Regions from separate parts of the Mus musculus genome. Here region 2 is linked to region 1. The links are chromatin loops, found by intact Hi-C in ENCODE. Cell type or tissue: gastrocnemius. All regions are shown on one strand. Each heading gives the region's core, and the rest is flanking DNA. Links, peaks and the distances in the headings are about the cores only.

Evidence for each region. A loop is a pair of places that touch in the nucleus more often than their neighbours do. Peaks named below come from ENCODE experiments on the same cell type or tissue, not always from the same donor. Only the 100,000 strongest peaks of a DNase experiment are listed, where the experiment ranks them.
Region 2: a loop joins it to region 1, with 9 times the contacts of the local background. A loop is called at or near these places in 13 of 42 quality-filtered maps.

The regions. Positions count from the first base shown.
Region 1 is chr11:80,691,730-80,700,066 of GRCm38, reverse strand. Myo1d (myosin ID) reads left to right here. Exons shown (of 22, transcript NM_177390.3): 2 at 6,978-7,186. Among named protein-coding and RNA genes, the nearest start is that of Gm31042, 28 kb to the left of the region's middle. In gastrocnemius, for the core only: a CTCF peak has its summit at 3,550 (motif pointing left); no DNase peak of the experiment used is centred there.
Region 2 is chr11:80,847,090-80,855,426 of GRCm38, reverse strand. 4930507D10Rik (RIKEN cDNA 4930507D10 gene) reads left to right here. Exons shown (of 3, transcript NR_110449.1): 2 at 3,747-3,874; 3 at 4,196-5,046. Among named protein-coding and RNA genes, the nearest start is that of 4930507D10Rik, 7.0 kb to the left of the region's middle. In gastrocnemius, for the core only: a CTCF peak has its summit at 3,375 (motif pointing right); no DNase peak of the experiment used is centred there; H3K4me3 peaks cover 332 bases.

The sequences.
Region 1 (8,337 bases), core at 322-8,321:
AGCTCTAAGTGATGCCACCAATGTCCAGAGGCGGGAATTCACTCACAGACAGTGGGTAGGAGGGTCTTGAGCCACTGCATCCACATCCTGGTGGGGGAAAGACAGCGAGTGAGTGTCAGCTCTGTAGCAGATGCCCGGAGACGGACAGAGGCTAACAGGTCACACCACAATCATACTTAGCCAGCTTAACCAAGGTTCTGGTCATTGAGCAGTCACCAGAGTCAGAGCCAGCCAGAGGCATTCTGGTGGGAGATGTGGTCACTGGAAGGGTCCCTTGTTACTAGAGTTCATAATTCATGCATTTTGTGTGCAGTAGACACCAGCGTCTGCAGTTACTGATTTTTGTTGCTGTTGCGTATTCATTGTTTTCAAGCATTACCATTACCAGGTGGTTAAGCTGTCTGGGGCACCAACAAGTGATCGATTGGCAGTTCTTATTCCAGTTCTGAGTTTTCTTTATCATACTTTAATTCTATCTTTTTCCATCTCACTCTATCTAAAACATTTTCCCCCCTATCCTTGTCTATTTGCCTGGTATTCATTCTCCCTTTTATTTATTTTTATAAAGACGTTTTCCTTGATTTGGTAATTTCATATATGTATATAATGAATTCCAGCCATTTCATCTCCCATTACCTGTTCTCATTCCTTTTGTCTTTAAAAAAGCTACATATCTACTTTATTTCTATAGAAAAATATCTGTACAAAATTTTTGCCCATTTTATTCTCCTTTGCTTATACCATTCAAATAAAAACATTTTTATTCTTATACTCATTTATTTCCTCCTTTTAGAAGTATGTAATTAATTAATGGGACTAATTTTGTTCTGAAGCCACCTGCATACTGTGACCCTGCCATTCTTAGTAAGAGATTGTTTTGTTTAGCTGTTTAGGAACTATTGCCTACTTTTGGAGCACGTTCTCCCAGGGCTGAGACAGCAGGGGAAGGCACCAGTCTCTATCAGCATCCTCTTAGGCTAGGTCTGTTCTCAGAACATTCGATTTTCTTTTTTCCTTTTTCTTTTTTTCCTTTTTTTTTTTTTTTAAAGAAGGGAACACAGTCTATCTACCCCTGGCTGGTCTGAAACTCATTATATAGATAAGACTGGCAATCATCCTGCCTCGCCACCCCCCCCTCCCCCCCCAGTTCTAGAATTACAGGGCTATGTCACCATTTCTGGCACCCACAGCCTTTCTATGCAGTGGCTCAGAGTCATGGCTTTATTTCATGGTTGATAATACTTTCTCTTGTGGTTTTGTCTGTTCTTATTGATGATTTCAGAGAGCCAAGGTATTCTTCTATTGTCATCCTTAGATAGGCGTTCCTTGGTTGGTGTTTGAGGTTGGTCCTAAACTCAAACCCAGAGAACTTGAATGTCTCGAGATAAATAGAAAAAGAAAAGGCAGCAAAGGAAACTGAAAAAGAAAACCAGAAAAATAGGAAGAAACCCCAGCAAATGTGAGCTCACAGAAGCCAAGAAAAGATAGTGTTAAGGCAGTAGTAGGACACCGTGGCAAATGCTGCCGAGAGAGAAACTGTGATGTCAGAGCCCTAACAGTAAGTTGAGTTCATGAGGAATCACTGCAGGAAGTTGGACGTGCACCGATGTCCCAGAGTGGACCCAGACTGGAGCTGGCAGAGGGGACAGGGATGAAGAAAAGAGGCATGCCTGGTCATAGATAGATGGGGCACTCCCCTGAGAACATTTGCATTGGAAAGGGAAGAAGACAGGCCAAGTCAGTTATGATTAGGCACCATTATTCCAGAATGCCTTTATTCCTCATAAAACAAATGAAAAGTGCCCATGAATAAAGATTTTTATTAAATACACACAGAGAATTTTCCTTCTGATTATAGATGATTCCAAGATTATAGATGATTCACCGGTGAATTGTTAGTGAGTGAATCTGACTTAGAAGCCACAGGAGTACCTGTGAAATACAATCCAAAGCCAGTTGTGGTGGCTCCGTTTGTAAAGCCAGCCCTCAGGAAACTATGGCAGAAGATTGAGCCTTCCTGGGTTACGAGTGCGTTCTAGGCTGGCTTGGGCTGTAGAGTAAGTCTGTGAAAAGTCAAGAAAGCAGCAAGGGAGTCAGGGAGGATCTGATCAGAAATAACTCCAGTTTTGTCTTATACTCAACTTAAAATTAAATAAAATTTCATCTCTAATATTTGGTAAGTTTTCATATTCTATTCTGTTTCCCCTTAAAGTATTTAAGATGTTTCCATCCTTAATTTCTATTGCCCACCCTTCATTAGGATCTTATTGCTCTCTTTAACTACAACCTACTGTGTGTCCAGACACATCCAGTTTACGCTTACTCCACCAGGCTTGCAGAGACTATCATGCAGCCGCGTCTACTCCGTGAACACAGGGCATGGCTTCCTGCTCTGCTCAGCTCAGCCACCTTCCTCCTCTGCACACACTCACACTCCTGTGCACACGCCTTGTCTGTAGGCTGTGTACGTGGTCTGCTGAGACTGGTCTGAAGGAGCTGTTGCATCTTGACTGACTGCTACCGATGGTCCTAGATACAAGTGATGTGATGAGTTGGACTAGAATACTTTTAACCACGTGTCTCAGAGCCCATGGGTATTGTACATTTGTCTTCCAACAGCATTGTCTTTAATATCTTCTCCATTGCTACATGTTAATTTAAAATGTTTTAGAACTTTTGTTTCATTTAGAAGCCAATGAAAATATCTAGTTATTTCAATAAATATTTTCTGAAGTTCTAGAGACTATGACAGTTAAGCTATCTTTGGTTGATTGCTTTTGGCTTTTGAGTTACAGTTTCATGTAACCCAGGCTGTCCTCAAACTCACTATGACCCGGAACTCCTGATCCTCCTGTCTCCAATTCCCAAGACCTAGGATTGCAAGAGGGTGCCATGTCTAGCTAATTTTAATTTAATTTAAAGGTACACACATATATAAATATGTATTTGAAAAACTGGTTCTTAGACTTTGGAAGAACAAGGGGGAATCTCCCCAGTGTAGGGTGAGAAGGCAACCAGAGTGAAGGGAAACAGTGACAAGACCATGGAGACAAAGGCCGAGAGAGGTGAGGGGACAGAGAGGTGCTCATGCCCGGAGGTGGCATTGCTTGTTAGGAGTCAAGTAAAGGGGCAGGACCTTGTGTGGCTGAAACAGTTTGTCCATGATTTTAGGATTCCTCACTTGAAGGAGTTTTTGCAGCAATATTTGCTACTGTAACACATGGTTTTATGGCCTTTCCCCTTATTCTCTGTTGTTAACAATTTATCTTCAGTATTATCTTATTCTTTTCCCATTTTGATATCTAGGGTTACACCCTTTCTAGTACACATAGACAGTTTATTATAACAGGTTTGCACACATAGATCATAGAAAATGCTTTCATTGTTCCTTTGGAACAGGGTGTCTCTTATTCACTTTCTCGTGTAATTACTGCAGATCCTCCCCAAAGGAAGCCCTGAAAGGACCGACTGCATTACTTTTCTGTTCCCCTGTACCTCTGAAATTGCACATGATATTACAGTGGATAGTGGCACCATCTAGTGGTAGTTTTGAGACCTAACCAAGTTCAAAGTCATTTGATAACCAGTTTAGAATTTCAAACATAACTTTCTATCCGTTTTGCAAATTGCTGAAGCATTTATTTAATGTCATATCTTGTTGAGCCCTGAAATGCCTTCAAGTCAACAGATAACACCGCTATTATGATTCATAAATAACGTGGTTTCTAAACAAATGGCTTATACATTGTATACCTTCTTGAAACAAGGTCTCACCATGTAGTCTAGGCTGCTCTTGATCTCCTGCCTCTGCCTCCCAAGAGCAAAGATTGTTGACATAAGCTACCACACCGTGATCACCCTGCTATTGTGCGTGTGTTTTGATTATATTTTGAAAAAAAATGATGCTTAGGAATGTAGTTAAACAAAATATTTACTTGAACTAATACCAGAATTTCAGAAATGATCCCATTCGTGGCTGTAAGAACTATCCAGCAAGAGAGTGCCTTATGATGCTTCTACGTCAGAGTAAGGAGCTCATGAGATGACTTTCCCACTAAGACCCTGGTGCTTGTTTTTCTTTTTCCTTTTTCCTACTTGGGGTGTTTTGACAACCCCTGCCCTTGCTTGGTCCGTTGATGATAGCTGCTGAGCCTGTGTTTGCAGATCCAATCAGAGAGACTGGAGTAGTCAATCTTACTTCTTATTTCTTTGTGGATTTTAAAAAATATGTATGTTCTTGAGGGGAGAGTTTGCGCAGCTGGGGAGCTAAAGGAGGGTATTGGAGCCCATGAACTGAGAATTATAGTCACTTGTGAGTCACGTGGCATGGGTGCTGAAAACTGAACTCTGGTCCTTTGTAGGAGCTGTACACAATCCTAACCACTGAGCCATCTCTCCAGCTTCACAGTTATGGGTCCCTAAATGTAAGCTGTATAGATAGAGATCTTGTTGGTAACTTGCAGTTGATTGATAGCTGTGACAACGAATGACATATTGACGTTTAGTCCATTCTTGTGGCTATCGGGGCTATTGGGGAGGGGTAGTGTTAATAAAAAATAAAAACATTTGGTAAAGAATCAACATCTTCCTGCAATCCCAGAACTCTTCAGATAGAGGCAGGAATATCACAGATTGAAGACCAACCTTGGCTTCATACTTCAAGGCCAACCTGGGCTGCCAGAAACCCTGTCTCAAAACAAGCAAATAACCATCGCTTTCATGGATAACATAATAGAGCAATAAAATTAATTGCCATTTTTGAAAAGGGGGAAAACCATTTATTCAGTGCCAGAGGAACCGAGGGATATAATTATTACCATTGTACAGCTGGAGAGGCTGAAACACAAGGAGGTCAAGTCACTTTTACAAGGTCTCGCTGCTGTTAGTAATGTGAGCACTCAGGCCCAGAGAAGGACCCCAAAGCAAGTGTTTTGACTGTCAGTGGGAAAACCACAATAAAAAAAGCAGACAGGAAACCTCACTGGTTGATAACTCTTATTTAAATACATGCTAACTTCTTGATAAAAATCTTTGTTCTAATTTATTGTTCACAATGACTATATTTGTTTGTTTCCTGTCTTAATTATAGCTGACAACTTTCCATCTTAAGAGAAGTTTAAAATTTTTGCCTATCAGTCCCAAATGCTTAATTATTTCTCCTTGCCCATTGGTTATAAATAGACAGACTACCCGAGGACCAGCATTTTGCCTGTGTGAGCACTCTTCACTCAGCTCCTGGAAGTGAGATGCAATCTTCCCTCCATTCCCACAGATGTTGTATCCTCACATCCATGCAACTGCAGATTAAAAATCTAACAGCTATTTAGATAGCACATAAATTACATGAAGAATTGTTATAGCCTACAGATTATATGAAATATGGAGAAGTATGTACAAAAGTGTTTCTCAGATCTAGGACATTTTATGTAAGGTACTTAAACATCCAAGGATTTTGTTATTTGTGAGGGCTTATAGACCCAGGCTTCAATGGATGCTGAAAACTGACTGTATTTGCCGGTGCCTCTCGGCAGGCATTGGTAACAATCACTTGAGAGAAACAGTTAAGCTCTGGTTTGTACATGCTTATAGGTGTGGGTTACTGTGTAAATAGTTTGTGTGCTGTTTTTACTTTGTTCCTATGGCATCTTCTCACCAGACTCCTCATTCCCCATTCATACTACCCCACTGTATTATAGAAGGATAAATACATCATGTTTTCTATGGTATCTTGCCATGTGTACACCTACTCTTATCAAATGTATACAGATATAGACACACATGTAAATATGATCCCATACAAAAATGGGATCATATTATATACCTTAAAAATATAGACACTTTCAATCAGTTGTCCCATTCCTGTGAGTCCTTCCCGCTGGTTTGTAAGCTACGTGTCCAGGGTGTTTTCTGCAGTGTTGCTCTAGTCCAAGGAGGGAAGGAAGATCACTGAAAAAAATCATGCTGTATCTACACCATGGGATTCTAAGCAGTCACTACAAAAACCAGTGTGATTTATACCAGAAGTGTCTCCTGTGTAGTCCTCTGCTGTGGAGTGTACTCTGACTATTTCCTTGCTGACAATTTGGTCAGGCTTCTAGAGGGAGAAGAAATAAATGTGAACAGGCCTTGTTTAATTGAAAATCCAGTAGAGTAAATTTCAATACCTGATTTAACTTCCATTTCTTTTCCTCCTAGAACTGTGAGTGTTTCTCTCTTAATTCACCTTCTGTATTTGGGAAGGGAAAACTCACAGCCTTCAAAATGTTAAGTTCCTTCTTTTGCCTGGCTTTTCAGCCCTACTGGACCTTTTTCATTAGTGGCATCTGAAGGGCATCGGAGAAGGTCTCTGCTGTTAGTTGTTTTTTATGAGCTGCATTATGTACCCCAGGCTGGCCTCCAACTCACAGTAATCCTCCTGCCTCATCCTTACAAGAGTTGAATATAAACATAAGCTACTATGACTGACCCAAACATAGTCTGCGTTTTTGTTTGTGTTGTGTTTGTGTTTATGTTTAAGAGTCTCACTCTGTATGTAGTTCAAGCTGACCTGGAACTCATTGGCTTTGACTCGAAGCAGTCCTCCTGTCTCATCCTCTTAAGGGATGGGATTATAGCCAGGTGTGGTGGCGCATGCCTTTAATCCCAGCACTTGGGAGGCAGAGGCAGGTGGATTTCTGAGTTCGAGGCCAGCCTGGTCTACAGAGTGAGTTCCAGGACAGCCAGGGCTACACAGAGAAACCCTGTCTCGAAAACCCAAAGGGGAGGGGGAGGGAGGGAAGGAGGGAGAGAGATGGGATTATAGATACAAGTCACCATCCTAAACTGTAACATGGTCTTTAAAAGTAAATTGAGGGCTGATAAATTGTCAGTTCAGAAACAGTTACTAGGACATTTGGGCACATTTGGTAATAAACTAAGAGGAAATAATCCACACATCTGTGTAACCACAGCAACCTTTTGTTCTTGCTTCTGTGCAGATTTGAGAAAGGACGCATCTACACATTCATCGGAGAAGTGGTTGTTTCTGTGAATCCATACAAGGTGCTGAACATCTATGGGAGGGACACTGTCGAGCAGTATAAAGGTCGTGAGCTTTATGAGAGACCTCCTCATCTCTTTGCTATTGCTGACGCTGCTTACAAGGCCATGAAGAGGCGATCAAAAGACACCTGTATTATGATATCAGGTATATGGAGGGGGCTGTGATTCCAAAGCTGCAAGGTATTTAAAAAAAAAAAATTGTACTCAAGAATTCACACAATCGATGAGTTCCTTATTATATTTTTTTTAAGCTTAGAAACCTAAAAAATTTTATAGGGCCCAGAAAAGTAATGAACACTAAATACCAAATTATTTCTACCATGTTTGATCATCCTTTAGTCTTTGTTCTGAAGGCTGAGGCAGGAGGATTGCATGAACTCTCAAGAGTTCAAGTCAAGCCCAAGCAGCATAATAAGGCCTCATCAGATAAAAAGAGTCCACATTATACTTGCATGCCTTTTGTTACTTGTAGAATATGATTCCTCCTATCTGAAGCACCTAAAAAGTGTCAAATAAAACATAACCAGAGTAGCTCAGATGTTAAGAGAATGAAACAAACTAAATAGTGCACTCCTGTGCCTCAGAGTCGGACAGGTTTCTGTGGGATGGTGCTGTGCTGCAGACAGACACAGGGAGGAGAAATGGGCTTCCTGAGCTTCAGACCTAAGCTCTGACACTCAGGGAGCAGAGGGTGAGGAGCTGCATCTCACATGCACAGAATGGGAGCCTAGCCACCCACAAGGTGCTGAGCCTTTTGCAGCATCTTGCCTAGACAAATGAGGGCAAGGAAAGTAACTTTTTCCCGGGCCCAGGATGGCCTCTCAAACTGTGGGAATCTCTGTCCATGCTAATAATACCTCCCATTTACTTTAGTGGCTTTGTGCTTTTCAAAATATTTTTATGATCATTATTTTATTTTGGTTATCAAAACAACTTTAAGTGGTATGTTGCATAGTTATTTTTCTACTTTACAGATAAGAAAGTTAAGGGTCAAAAGATTAAATAGCTTAGTGTTGGAATTAGAGAATTATAGCCTAGGAATATGCTGTTTTGTTTTGTTTTTTAAATGTTGAAAACATTTAAAAAGTTGACCAGTTAAACAAATTTATGAACAAAAATAAAGAACTTCTTTACTTGTTATTTTCATATATTTTTATTCTTTGAGAATTTTATGTAGACAGTATACTTTTTAAAAATTTTTTATTAGGTATTTTCCTCGTTTACATTTCCAATGCTAACCCAAAAGTCCCCCATACCCTCCCCCCAACTCCCCAACGCACCCACTCCCACTTCTTG
Region 2 (8,337 bases), core at 140-8,139, 160 kb before region 1:
ACACACACACACACACACACACACGCACGCACATACGCACGCACGCGCGCGCTGAAAAAAAAAAAAAAAAACTTTGAGAATCCAGAGCAATGGAAAATGGATCCAAAGTCCTGCTCCTGTCCTTGAGTTAGTCTTGACAACTTAACCTCCATTTCCTCATCAGGAAGGAGGAGACATTACCCTGTCCTATTCACTCTCAGCTATAACCACTTACTACATCTCCCCAAAGTTTATTTTCCTCTGTTGGATGCAAATAATCATCTTATCTCCCTGCCAGGGTGGGACGAAGCTGAGGCTGCGCAGAGCAGGGACACACCCACCAAGCTGAAAGCGAGCGCTCACCCTAGCAGTCCTTTTATCTCCTGGCCCTTGGTGGTGATTCTGTCAGCCCGAGGTTTTTTCCTTCCAGGTTTTACTGCACCGGCCATCTGTTTTTACAGTTTCATCGCTTCTTTTTATTGAGTATTCTTTCAGCATATTTTATTTTATGATATGTTTTGTTATTTCCCTATTGACTTTCACTTTTAAGTGGGCATGGGAAGCAGCAACAGCTCAAAGGATACAGTTACGAGGGCAAACTGGGTCCCACCACGGGTTCAGTGGTTCTTTGTTTCTCTGTTCGGCTCTTCGCTCTTCTTTTCTGGTTCTGCAGTGCAAGCTAACAGCCTTGGCCTTGGCCATAGCCTCGCCAAGATCTTCTACCAACTTCCTCCAGGTTCACGTTTTCCAGAAGCCTTTCTCACCGTACTCTCCTGTCCTCCGTAGATGCAGGATACTGACTCCTGGGCCCCACCCACCAGCCAATGCAAGTCTCTTTGGATGGGGCCCAAGCCGCCAGTTATCGATGCCTCCTACACAAGCCCCAAGCTCACCTCACCCCTTGAGTTCTGGAAGGCTAGGTTACAGCCTTCTTCCCGTAGTAATCTTTCCTCACTAGATACCAAACCCATTTCTGTTCACTCAAAATCAGCCTAGCGTTAAAAAATTTGCGGAGAGCGTTCACCCACCGCTTTGTCTCCTCAAGCCTCCAACCTGGTTCCTTGTGTCTCTCTACTTAGCATAACCCTACTCAAGTGACCACTTGCACTATAATTTGAGGTGTACTGGCTAGCCAAGGGCAAGGCTGGTGTCCTGTTTATTTCCTTGACTTATGAATGAATGATGCACCCAAGAGGCTCTGAAGAGAGATTAAGAGATTGCACTTGAAAACCTGTCTCAGAGGTAGGTAACTCTAGAGAGGTGAGAGGGCAGATCTTTGCTGGGGCAGGACAGTGTTGTGACTTGGTGAAGCTGGTGAGCAAACACACTGTAATAAAGTCAGTGTCCTGATTGCACTATTCCAGTGGGGCCAATGGGGCCAGGCAGTGTTTCCCATTGAGGGAAACAGTGAAGGGAATGTGGCATCTCCAATAATTTTTACAACTCCATGTGTCAGTAACTATTGGGAAATAAAAGGTTTCTTATAAAAGGAAAACATAGGCTAATTTAGCTGTTTTAAGGGTCTGTCAACTCCAGATTGTTCAAAACCTAATATCATAATCTTAACAGTTGACTCGTTGGAAGATGAATAATGACAACGGGAACAGAAGCCATGTTTGAATATCAGGCAGCTTTAGAATCAAGCTCTGGCTCTAAAGGACTTTATGCACCAGCACCTCGGTGCTCCTATAGAGCTCTGTGTTGGATAAATCAGTATCTGTGAATCAGGCTGGGTCCATGCTGTCATGGGAGCTGAGCACGATCAACTACCCCAAAATAAACACTTTGGAAACACCTTGAGAGAAGCACGCAACTCCACTTCCACTGGCTGACTGGCTAGAACCCGGCTGAATAGAGGAAACCTGGCTGGCCCAGCACTCAGTACTCAGGAGACCTGTGATTCTGGGTGTGTGCCCTTAGGAACGCGGGAACCCTGACCTGCTTGGGGTGCAGAAGAGTGAGGCTTTGAGCAAACTGACACCTTTAGAAGCTGTCCACAAACTCAAAGCCCTCTCAAACCCACTACTTCCTAGCAACCAAAAGACTCACTGCCAACTCAATAACTTCAGATTCCTGGGAGCTGAAGAGCCTCGGGCCCCTAAAAGCTTATGTCACTAGCAGCTGGGAGCCTTCAAGAAGCATGAAGCTGTTCGTAGACTGAAAATCTGAATAACCTGGGGCTTCTAACAGCCCAAGACCTATAATAAACTGAAACTCTTAGCAACTCAGGTTGCCTAGCAACCTGGAGACTCTAATTATCAGAGACTCCTAGCAACTGGGAGATTGCACAACCTGGATGCCCAGTACACATCTAACACTGGACCCAGACTCCCTCCCCCTCTGGCACTCGCTGCACACTGAATCATGGGACATAGTGTGATCCTATTGATATGGCCAGAGTTAGCTGAGGTGTCCTGCTCTCCTGGCTGTGTGTCTGTGGCTCAACCCCTCCGGACAGCAGTTTTCCTACATAGGAGATGATAATAATGATGACGTCTAGCTCATAAAATAGTGGAGAGCATCAGGTGGGGTTTGTGGGACGCATTTAAGCAGCTAGCTACATATAAATTGTCTTCTCACTTGCACCTTCTCCGCTCCATCATCCCACAATCTGTCAATTCTGCCCTCAAAGATAACTTTCTTGCCCTTTCCAGCTCCATAGCCATAAAGCTTCGTCGAGTCCCTCCACCTCATTGTCAGCCCTGACAATGGTTATCTTTCCAACAAACAAACTCTCTTGTCACTTTTGTCTAATGGCCTCCGCTGGCTCCTTGTTGCTCTGAAGGTTGAGACCAGAGCATAGCGCATGAGCTCTCATGGTCAGGCTCTGTCTTTTGATCCTCTCTCTCTCCTCCAGCCCCCATTTCCTCCTCCTGCTCCTAAAGCAAATCTGAAGTGAAGGCGTTTTCACTCTAGCTTCATATAAGATGAGCCTAGAGGAAGCTAGAAACATAACAGTGACTTCAAGCCATACCTAACTCCCAAACCCAACCCTTTCTGCTAAATGCCCAAAGACCCGCCATAGCTACTTGGAAGGTTCTGAGGATGTGATTCTCAGGGTAGTTGTTCCCAGCTCCAGCTCTAGGCTTAAACCTGGGGTCTCACACATGGTAGGCAAGGACTCCACCACGGAGCCACACCCTCAGCCCTCATCTTTTTTTTCTGTTTTATTTCTCGAGACAAAGTCTAAGTACCCAGACTGGCCTTGAACTTGGGATCTTTCTGCTTTAGCCTCTCTGTAATTTGAGCAGCTCAAATTACAGGTCTGCACCAGCAGCCCCAGTTTCTAAATACTCCCTTAGTAAGTTGACTTTGGAGTTGTTCCCAAGCCTCTTCACCCCTTCTTTGAGCCACAAAAGCAGCATTTCATGTCGGTAGAACTTGAGGTTTGTACCACAAGGGGGCACTCTCCTAGTGCACAGGAAAACACGGACTCAGACCCTAAGAGAAGATTGAGACCACACCCATGCCCAGTGATTCTTCACTTGGGGTCCATCTCACTTTGTTCGTGATAGACTTTAGGATAAGGGGTCAGAACCGGCTTCCATGCCTTTGTTCATCAAAACGGTCAGGGCATTAGCATCTCAGTGGTTAAAGGTCATTCTTTTTTTCATTCTGTCTGTCTGTAAAATAAGTTAATCTGTATTATAAAAATCTCTGTTCCTATTCGAATACAATAACACTGTTGTCTTTTTTAAAATTAAAATAACTACAATCTAGGGCTGGAGAGAGAGTTCAGAGATTAAGAGCGAATACTGTTCTTGTAGAGAACTCCAGTTTGGTTCCTGAAACCCACATCAGGAAGCTCACAGCCACCTGTGAGTCCAACTCCATGGGATCCAACAGCCTCTTCTGGACTCTGCCAGTACCCTACACATGTGGCATATACACAGAGGTACATACACATAAATATAAATAAATTAAATATGACCTTTGTTTCCCTTGTTTATTTCACCAGATTGGCATATAGAAAAACTGGGTTGGTCAGTGAAAAATCTGTTTTCTATGGATATAATTCAGAGAGTATGAGGATAGAAACATGACCTTCTAAACATGAGGGTAAAGATCCCTAAGGGAAAGTGAGTGTCTCTAGGGCCCATAGAAGTAAGAGCCATCATGGGTCCAGATGGAATGTTCCAGAACATAATTGTATTATCCTTATAATCCTCTTGTAATTAACAGAGTACCTAACAGAAGCTCTCTCTATTCCTCACAGGCCTGAGTGCAAACTGAAGGGCAGTGGGAGTGAATTCTCTACGGGGATGCTACCAGTGTGTGGAAGAGAAGTCAGACATGACCACAAAATTCAACCTCCAAAATTTTGTGCTTCATCTGCAAAATGAGAATAATGCTGTGTGCCCTTGAGAGGCCTGGCTTTCTACCATCTGAACTCAGGCTCCTCCCCCTGAACATCTCTGAAACCTGTTCTCCCTGGGCTGAGATCATAGCTCCCCTACAGTGCTCAGAGTGGGGGTGGGGAGGAAAAATGTTATCCACCCAACATCCGAAGTTATCTTCTCCCAAATTTCAAAGGAAGAGCTATGCTCCAGTTGCATGATGGTCAGTGGAACCGTAGGGGGTATGGCTTGTCTTCCTGAGGAATGAGGGCACTGTCTGACGATACTTTTGTTTTATCGTAAGTTGGAGCAAGGGAAGTTATTGGCCCTTGACAAGTAGCAATCAGGAACACTGAACCCTAGAGTACACCAGTCAGCCCTCACAGCAAATATTCCATCTATCAGTTGCAAGGTAGAAACACTCACAGAATAGAACAGCTTCAGCCTTGATCCCTCTCTGCCTCTACCTTTTGTGTGATGTTAGATAGGGCACTTCATTACTCTGGACCACATTTAGTGTCCTGAGTCGTAGGATAAGATGGTTTGACTTGATGGTCTAAATGGCCTGTCATTCTCGAAGTCTTTGCGTACGGTGTTGAGTCTCCCAAGTCAAAGCAAGCATCCCCATCTCCGTTCCCTCAACTATAAAATAGGACTGAATATCCTTACTTCATTGCTCCTACTATGGTATGAGAGGAAAAGTTAACTAACAATTATAAAATTGTCTTACACATAGTAGTTCATGCCTGTAATCCCTGCATCTAGGAGGCTGAGGAAGGAAGAGGTCACATTCAGGATCAGCTGGGACTATATAGCAAGATCTTGGGAGAGAGAGAGAGAGAGAGAGAGAGAGAGAGAGAGAGAGAGAGAGATCAATTATAATTCACTTAAAAATACATCAATTCAACAACCCTTGGGTGGAGGGAGCTATGAGCTAGAAAACCACATGTTCTAGAACTTTCCATAAAGTGTCGATGGACCTTGGGCTTTGCAGGCAGCCTAGTAAAGTGAGAAGAATCTGGGCATAGGGATTCTCACAGGTCTGCTGCTTTTCATGGCTCATCCATCCTCAGGAGAATTATTATTGGAAATTATGTCTGTTCCTATACAAAACATCAAGACCAAGAAGCAAGTTGGGGTGGAAAGAGTTTATTCAGCTTACACTTCCAAACTGCTGTTCATCACCAAAGGAAGTCAGGACAGGAACTTACACAGGGTAGGACCGTAAAGGCAGGAGTGGATGCAGAAGCCATGGAGGAATGCTGCTTACTGGCTTGCTTCTCCTGGCTTGCTCAGCTTGCTTTCTTATAGAACTCAGGACCACCAGCCCAGGGATGGCACCACCCACAATGGGCTGGGCCCTCCCACCTTGACCACTAATTGAGAAAATACCTTACAGGTGGGTCTCATGGAGGCATTTCCTCAAGGGAGGTTCCTTTCTCTGTGATAACTCCAGCTTGTGTTTTGTAACCGGCCAGTACAGAGAGGGAACAAAAAAGACTCCACTGGAAGGATCATCTCAACAACTGTTATCTCAACAGGGAGGTGCTAGAGCATCTAGGCCAAGTCTGACCAGAGGTCAGCTCCTTCCTTTTCCATTCTCTAATAGTTGTCAATATGGACAATACAAAGGCAGACCAAATAGAGGCCTGCAGATTTCAAGCAAGATAAGGCATTCAGTATGTGCTTAATAGGTGTCATGATCTAAAAATCTGAGAGGGTCCCGCTCACATTTACCTGCATCCTTATTTATGACATTGAAGAGAAATCAAGAAAAACTGTCATATTCCATTATGCTTCCATAGAAAATATGATTTTTAGCCTTGGCTATCCCCCTCCTTCACACACACACACACACACACATACACACACACACACACACACACACCATTTTATGTACTAAAAATTAAAAAGCTAACCTTGGATAAGCAACCAAGATATAGTATGCTTTCCAGTCGCTACTCCATCCCTCCACCACAGCCACGAGAACACATCTGCCCAGAGATGTTAGAAATAGTTCTTGACGATTAAAAGTGGGAACGGAAGCTCCCTGCCCCAGAGTCCTGTGAAGAAAGTAGTCCTATAAAACAGATTCTGTCCCACAGTTAAGCCAAGACCACCTTTTATTGATTAAAGGTCAACAAGAATGTAGATAAGTTAAGCTATGCAAAGATTCAACATTATGAAATGCCAGCTCCTAAGGCTAGAAGCCGAAAGCTCACCATTCAAAACACCAGGAGGCACAATCCTGGGGAGGAACTAACACTAAGCCACTCCACCAGGCTCCCAGGTTCTGAAATGCTGATCTGATCCAGGGAAGGCACTCCTACATGGAGAGCTGGCCTGCACTCTGAACGGGCTCCTTTTAAAGCAACATCCTGCAAACATGCCCAGAGCTGCTGAGCTGTGGTTCCAGATGTTGGGAGAATGGACAAGAGACAGAGACAGGAGGGCAGATAAGGTGAAGGACACAGAGGCACCCACATGAGAGAAGCCAGCAGCCCCCGCTCAAGTCAGGTTCTTCAAACATTCCAAAAAGAAAAAAAGCAAACCTTATTCCTCATCCAGTTATTACTGGTTTTTTTTTTTTTTTAAATCATTGACAGAAGCCAATCTATGTGAAGGCAATGGAGATATTTCAACCTCTATCTCAATACATCATCTGAATACCATGTTTGACTATAAAGAGCACCAGCTTCCTTTGAGTCCAGGATGAGAAGACAAGAACGAACAAGCTGGGTCAGAGGTCGGGGCAGAGTTCAATAGGGAGAGGAGTTCAGATCCAGGGCTGGGCTCCTGGGAAGGCAGCCACAAAGGTTAGAAGGGCTTAGTTCAGAAGGTGAATCAAGCACAGGGCACTGTCAACAAAAGGGCCCAGCGGCCAGGAGCCCAGCACAGAATGGCTAGTGCTCACTGCACAGAATCTGCAAGGCGCTGGTGCTCAGCAGGAGGGGGACGTGAAGCCTGTGCTGGAAACCCTACCATGTGGCCAAGCGTCGACAAGAAAGCAGGTGGCCAGTCCTGGTTCCTTACCTGTTATTCTCCTTACTGTCCAGCACAGATGGGGGCCCATAGTAGGTCCCTAACAAGCCTTTGTAGTGCAACAGAGAAACAGGCAGCCCTTGCACATAAGTGTCTCACCGCTTCCGCGAGTCCATCACCTGCCCTCTAGGAGTGAGAGGGGGCGCCACTGCCTTTCTGTGACCTCCCAGCACAGCTTCTGCTAAATTACTAATCTAATTAGATGCCACAGACAAGAAGTCAGACAGTACTATGGTGCGATGGGTGGGGTGTGCTGGGAATATAACTCAGTAAAGTATGTGTCTATGTATGGGAAGCCCTGGCTTTGAACCTCAACACCTCATAAATCCAAGAATCATGATGCATGCCTCTAACCCCAGAACAGGAGAAGACTGGAGGATCGGGAATTTAAGACCAGCCTAGGCTACATGAGTCTTCATCTGAGAAATAAAGGACATTGTAGAGGGAATCTGATGAGAAACCTGGCCATGGCCATGGAACAGCCAGTGGTTCTGGGTGGAACTGGCTACAGCTAGAGCAAACAGGGCTAGCAATGGGACCTCCCATCTTTTGTTTCCACTGCTGTCCTTGTGGCAATAGGCTGACCCTGGTCCTAGCCAGACATACCAGATAAGTGATCCCAAGAGATGGGCTAGCCTCAGACCTGAATAATATCTTTGCTTTCTACACGTGTACATGGTCATCTCAGACAGCCTACACAGAGTAGAAAAGAGTGAGTGTGTAAGGTAAGGGTCACCCTTGGCTTAGTTGTACAAATTGCAACCAGGCTGTTTGCCTCAAACAAACGGCTGAGACCTTCTGAAGTCAATAGTGATGAAAAGCTGTCTCCCCCTGACAGGAGAGCCATAGCCTGACCCACTAATACACATCCCTGAGAGGTCCATGCTGAGATGATTAAAGGTCTCCTCCTGGTAAGTCTCTGGTCCCCATACCTGGATCCTGTAGGAGGGAGAACATTCTGGTACCTCCCAGAAGAGAA